Regions from separate parts of the Mus musculus genome. Here region 2 is linked to region 1. Evidence: chromatin contacts called from ENCODE POLR2A ChIA-PET data. All regions are on one chromosome and are shown on one strand. The core of a region is the stretch at or near the end of the contact, and the rest is flanking DNA. Distances in the headings are between cores, read along the strand shown.

What was found. ChIA-PET counts read pairs that join two places held with the same protein, here RNA polymerase II (POLR2A).
Region 2: POLR2A ChIA-PET joins it to region 1 with 20 read pairs in Patski. The contact joins the promoter of Ddr1 here to the enhancer-like site in region 1. POLR2A ChIA-PET finds 5 or more read pairs at or near these places in 2 of 5 experiments (Patski and embryonic stem cell).

Annotation. Positions count from the first base shown.
Region 1 is chr17:35,811,866-35,815,182 of GRCm38, reverse strand. No RefSeq gene overlaps it. Among named protein-coding and RNA genes, the nearest start is that of Ier3, 8.2 kb to the left of the region's middle. Within about 2 kb of position 1,742, at least 2 of the 3 ENCODE cell types and tissues checked have a DNase peak (open chromatin) inside an H3K27ac peak, as active enhancers do.
Region 2 is chr17:35,699,016-35,702,285 of GRCm38, reverse strand. It overlaps Ddr1 (discoidin domain receptor family, member 1), which reads left to right and starts at 1,696. Exons shown (of 18, transcript NM_001198833.1): 1 at 1,696-1,855. It overlaps LOC115488883 (a small nuclear RNA gene), which reads left to right and starts at 2,977; the gene lies at 2,977-3,083.

The DNA of each region.
Region 1 (3,317 bases), core at 493-2,992:
TTGAAGTAAAGATGGTCCCAGCAGGAGAGCAGGCCCCTAACAGTAAGATTACAGGAGCTGCAATCTGCAGTTTCTTTTCCATTTCCTTCCCGGGCTCTCTCAGGCAGCTTTTGCAGTTCTTTGTTCATCATGGAGAAAGGAGAGATTTCTGTGTTCCTACTTCCTCTTTGGCCAATGCAAGTGAATTTTACACACTCACCCTTGCTCTTGGCTGACACACGGTTTAGCTGGAACAAATCTAGCCAGAGGCCTCCATTGATAGGAGTAGAACACGGAGGTATGTCTTAGGCAGTTAATCAATGACCCCTGAAGTCGATTGTTTAGCTTCCACCAGCTTCTGGCAATTTTCCTATGACGCAAAAGCAGGGCAAATGTGCCTGGAGCAGCTGGACAAGCTGCAGCAGTAACAGGTCTACCTGCCCTGTAATGCAGCTCGGTCTGGCTCAGCCCAGCTTTGTCCAGCTGCACCAACGCAGGCTTCCTAGACTAGATTTCAGGAAGCAGAGAATAGGGCTTCTCTTTGGCTTCGGTTTCCTTCTTGCCAGATTGTAATTCTATGAAGGCTGACTTGTTCATCTTGTAGGACGCTGTTTCCAATTTTCCAAGGTCTAGAACTTTTTTCATTTTTCTTTCTTTCTTTTTTTTTTTTTTTTTTTTTTTTTTTTGGTTTTTTGAGACAGGGTTTTTCTGTGTATCTGTGTAGCCCTGGCTGTCCTGGAACTCACTTTGTAGTCCAGGCTGGCCTCGAACTCAGAAATCCGCCTGCCTCTGCCTCCCAAGTGTTAGGATTAAAGGCACTGCCTGTTTTTTGTTTGTTTGTTTGTTTGTTTGTTTTAGATAATGTCTCTGGCTGTTGAGATGGCTCTTGTGGCAAAGATGCCTGCCATCAAGCCTAAAGAGCCTAAAATACCTTAAGCTCTATGCCCAGGATCCACACAGCAGGAGGAGAAGGCCAACTCCCACAAGCTGTCCTCTGATTTCCATTCACAGACTGTGGCATGAATGCCTACACACACACACACACACACACACACACACACACACACACACAGAGACAGAGAGACAGAGAGTGAGACAGAGAGACCTCTGTCTCTAGAGAGAGAGGCAGACTCATGAAACTCACCATGGCCTTGAACTCTCTAAGTAGCTGAGAAGGACCTTGAACTGCTGGGATTAGTCGCAATTTACTGGGTACTAGACACTGAACACAGGGCCTCTGTGTGCTAGGCAAGCACTCTACCTTGATCATATGGGAGTCGGCCTGCAGCTCCAGTCATTACTTCAGTGTTAGCAACTGGAGGGTATGACTGAACCGAGGACTTCCTGTATGCTAGACGAGCACTCTACCAACTGAACCACTGCCCACCCCACCCTTTTTACACAAGATCAAATCGGGGGAAAGGTAGAGTGGGTAAAGGTGTCTCTTTGTCATGCCTTTTGTGGTACCCTGTATTTACCGATGACTGATCTATACAGTTGAAGGCCTTAGATTACAGGCCCTCCGTTGGACTTGCACTTCTGAAGCCCCATGATTCAGAAGCGGGTTTTTTTATAGGTCCCCGAAAGTCTGCTGTGCCTCCCTCCCCCTCGAGAGCAGTACCACAGGGCCTTTTCTTTAAAGGTTGGGAGGGAATGTCCCCTCCCAGAGAAGCCTCTCAGCTAGAATGCTCAAGTTGAGGGCTGGCCAGATGCCATTAGGGATCGCGTGTTAGGACTGGCTTGATCTGCTGCCAAGGGTGAGCCCTGCGGTGGTATTCTGGGAAGAGGAGATGCCATGTGACTCAGAACCAAGTTAGGGAAAAAACAACCTCACTCAGTCCCTGGCACTCTGCCTCCCCAGTATGGCTTTGACATGACCTCATGAAAGAGGAAGCTGGACCGGGCAGACTAGAGCTTTGCTTTCCCTTCAGGTTTTGTCTCCACTGTCTCATAGATTCCCTAGAGTGTCTGGGCCTTAAGCTGCCGTCATTCTGGCTCCTAAGTAGTTCTGGCCCACTGCAGACATTCCCCCCGCATCAGACAATCAAGGAGTTAGAAATCCCACTCAGCACCGAAGGGAATGTGAGATGACACGTGTTTCTTCTCACCACTGAGCTCCTTCCCTGAATGGCTCTCATTTGGAGTTGCTCCTGTCTGCTGGAGATCGAGGATAGATCAAGTGCTACTGCCCCCCAGAATGTAGGAGTGGTTGTATAGCTACATTCCCCAGTTCAGAAAGCAGGGACTCCCACATTCCTGGGCAGCTGAGCCACCTTTGGAGCTGCTGCATCTCAGCTGAGACCAACCTATCTAATGCATTTGGTATTCAGAACCAAGGACTTTCAGGAAATGAGGGCGGTGCTGGGTCACAAAGAACCTTCCAAAAGCCAGGTGCCCCTGGTGCTAAAGTCTGGCACTTGGGACTTTCACCGGCACGGCCTGGGTTCAGTTCTTGAACTGATGAGGTGAGGTGAGGATGAAGATGTGGCTTAGTGGCTGGAGGGCTTGCTGAGTATGCTTGAGGCCTGAGGTCTGATCCCTCACAGCGGAAAAATAGACACTGTGGTGCAAACCTATAATCTCAGCCCTCTGGATGTGGAAGAGGATAAGGAGCATTAAGGCATTGAGGTTTGCTCTTTTGTTTGTACTGTCATGCTAAACGCTGGCCCCAAGGCCTGGTTGACCCTCAGGAACGTGAGGATCTCCAAGTAGACCCAAGTGATGCTGTGACCTTGCCCCCCAAGTTATCCCTGATGGGTGAATAAAGATGCCTACAGCTATAACCGTGCAAAGTCAAAGTAGGCAGGGCCTGGGGTTCCCCGGGCTGACCAAGCCAGTTCAGTCAGTCAACATGGTCTTGAGGGAGTGAGTGAGGATTAAAGACCAAAAAGGCAACACTAGAACATGACTCCAGCCAGGGCTGAAGGTGAAGTGGGTTTATTCTTTTCCAGACTGCTTTTATATCATTCTAGGTACATACAAAGCATATGGTCAGTCCTAAGGCATAAACAAAGGAGCCAGGGAACAAACAAGGCAGAAGAATGCATTAGATCCTCTGGAGTTACGGATGGTTATGAGCTATCATGTGGGTGCCCGGCCCTCCGGTAGGGCAACAAGAGCTCTTAATTGCTGAGTCATCTTTCTAGCCCTGATTTATTATTTTTAAATGTTTTTTTTCTGTGTATGAATGTTTTGCCTATAGACATGTAAGTGTACCTTGCACACACACACACACACACACACACATACACACACACACACACACACACACACAAACACACACACACACAAATATAACCTCCTGGTGCCCATGGAGGCTAGAAGAGGCTGTTGGATCC
Region 2 (3,270 bases), core at 447-2,946, 110 kb after region 1:
GCATCACCGACTAGGAATTTTTCCTGGGAGAGTGATAAAGGGGCCAAGGCTTCAAGATTCTACCTCCCATGGGCCCTTCACTGGGCAGTGTGAGTCACGGGCGTGAGGGGCTGAAGCATTGCTAGTCCTGTCCCGGGCTTCCCCAGAGCGGCCCTCCTGGGAGGAGGGGCTGCCGCCAGCGCAGGTGAGGTTACTGGGAAACCTTGGCCCCACCCCCAGCCAAGCTCCACACCCCGCCCAGTCTCTGCAGGACCCAGATTTCCAATCGCTGTCTGCAGAGGGGTAGGTGATTTGGGGAGTCGGGGTGGGTGTCCCCTAAGGTCTAGGTGAAAAGGTCGTAGGCAGTTCTCCCAGTGGCCATGGGAGCCATTAGCAGGTCCTTCAGCAGCTGGAACGTCCCTGGGTTTGTAAACTGGAGACCCAGCCTGCCTTGGCTTCTCCCTAGGGGCAGCTTATCTTCCTGGTAGGTTTTTTGTGTGTACTTGTCTTGGTTTGTTTGGACTTCGTGTCTTTCTTGAGACTCTTTGGAAATGCTTTTTGGGTGTGAGTTTTGAGTCAGTTGGGATGTGTTTGTAACCGGGTGGTGAGACCGGAGACTTTACTGTGACCTGACATTATCCGGGGACTTGGCAGGTATGGGGGGGGGGGTGGCGTTGGAGAGAGGTAGGAATGACAGGTGGTGCTGAATGGGACGGAACACCTCCCACACTCCCACACTAGCTCTGTTGTCCTCCCTGCCTCTATCTCTCCGGTCCATGGCTCAGCAGCTCTCTCCGTTCATTGTCTCCTTGTATCCCTGGGTCATGCGTTCCTGTGCTTTGGGCAGTGTCTTTATTTTTCAGGGCGCCTATCTATCTTCCTCCCCCACCCCCACCTCGTCTTGGCTCCATTTTGCCCTTCTCCTTGCCAGAAGCCAGACTCTGCGGCTTCCACCAGGGACCGAGCTGACTGACTGGGACTGAGGGAGGCTTGCCTGAGAAAGACTGCAGAGTTAGCCTGGATGAAGCAGGGATCCCAGGGGGATCCGGAGCTTGGGGGTTTGAATCTCAGGGATCCTGAGAAGACAGGAGGGAGCTGCCAAGCTGGGGAGAGGTTCTGGAAGAAGGGAACAGAAAAAAGTTGAGACTAAAAGAGTGTGACCGGCTCTCAGACTTGGGGCGCGCGGGGATGGGGGGAGTGATTTAGGTTGGGATCCGGAGGAGGGGTGTGTGCCAAATGGTGACAAATGGGGTGGAGTGTGAACCTAGAGGGTCTGGCTAGACAGGTGAGCCCGGCTCCCTTCCCCCAGCCGGGCTGCAGCTCTCGCTCCGGTGCTGGGCCTGTGGGAACCCGTTCCTTCCTGCGTGCCCTGGGGCCGCTTCTCCGTGCTTCTCTCCCTCTCTCCAGGAACCGAGCCCAGAAAAAGGGGAGGAGGGACGGCGCCAACTCTCCCCACCCCCGAGCCACCGCGCGGGGTCCCTAGGGGGCTTAGCGGGCCCCTGATGGTGCTGCTGTACCCCAGCATCGGGGTGGCGGGGGATGGGCGTGCGGATCACCTAGTGGAGGCTACGCGCTGGGGAGCACTTGCAGGGCGGGTACCGCACTAGGAGAGGAGCGAGGGGCGGCGCCGGGCGTGGGAGCGCGGGCGCCGGGGCGGGAGTACCGGCGGGGGACGGGCGCGGGGAGGCGGCGCCTGGGCGCGATCCGGCCCCGCGCTGGCTCCTCTCCCCGGAACAGGCCCCCGACAGCTGCTCGCGGGAGCCGCCTCCCGACACCCGAGCCCCGCCGGCGCCTGCGCTCCCCTCCCGCGCCCCGCCGCCGAGGAGGCCCCAAGCCGGGGCCTGACGCCCGGGTCCGCCCCGGAGAGCCATGAGAGGTAGGGACTGAGGCGGGGACGAGCAAGAGGCAAGGGGAGCGGGTTGGGGAACCCCAGTTATGTTTGCTGCCCCGGGATTTTGACTCTCCATCCAAAGCAGAGGGTCCTGACTTTCCGAGAAACTATTCCGAAAAGAGAGCGAGGACCTCTCTTTTCTTGGGTGAGGGGAGAACCTAACTCCAAGAGGACAGGTGCGCGCATATGTAGCCCACTGAGTCATCCTATCGGTGCCTACCCCTCAACCTCCGGTGCCATGCTTACGGACATGCTCGGTTAAGCTGCCCAGGCCAGAGGGAGCCAGCCTGACGCCCAACCTACCAGACCAGCCACGCTCCGTGGTTGCCGGGTTGTGCCAAGAGACGAGGTCACCGCCCAATGAGCAACGCTCCCAGGCTCCCTTTCTGGCCAGGCAATTCTTTTCAGCACCCCCTCTCCCAGCCACCGCCCGGCTGGCCTACAACTGAGTGGCTGAGAAGGATGGAGGTGTGTCCAGACTCGTGTGGCACTCACTGTAGGGACAGGTCACACACAGTAGAATGCTTGAGAACAGGGAGAGATGGTCCTTGTTTTTCTTGCTGTTCTTCCCACCTGAGTCCCACCTGTTCCTGCCTGCTCTTGGCTTCCCTCTGGCTCAGTCACTCTGGATGTTTGGGGGTGGGTGGCTCCGTTCTCTGAGGATCCTGTACCTCAGGGCCTGCGTGTGGCTCACTTTGTCTTCTGATTATAGGAGCTTGTGTCTGCCGTTTAGTATTCGCTAAATGGTGAGATCTGACTTTATAGATTACCTCGGGGTTTGTGGCACACACCTGTAATTAGCCTCTGGTGATAAAGAACTGAAGGTCAGCCTTCCTTGGCATCGTAGTTGAACTTGAGACCTTGTCTCAAACAAAACAAAACAAACAAACAAAAACCCCAACCAACTATCTTGCTGTTAGGAGTACAGGTCTTTAGTTCCAGCACTCGAGTGGCAGAGGCAGGAGAATCTCTCTGAGTTCCAGGCTAGCCAGGGCTACACAGTGAGACAACAAAACCCAAGCAACTAACCAGTCCTTCTCCCCGCCCCAAAGCAACACAAAGAAATCAAACGCACACACAGAAGATGTCAAGATCTGTGTGGAGTGGTGCTGGCTTCGGCAACACATATACTAAAATTGGAAAGATACAGAGAAGACTAATGCGGCCCCTATACAAGCATGACACGGAAATTCATGAACGGTCCTTAATTTTTAAATGATGGAAGATGGAATTTAATGGAGGAGTTGTCTTTAAAGCTACTTGAGGTCCAGGTAATACTTAATAAAATTAGACAGGCGTGGTGGTGCACGCCTTTAATCCCAGCACTTGGGAGGCAGAGGCAGGCGGATTTCTGAGTTCAAGGCCAGTGTGGTCTACAAAGTGAGTTCCAGGACAGCCAG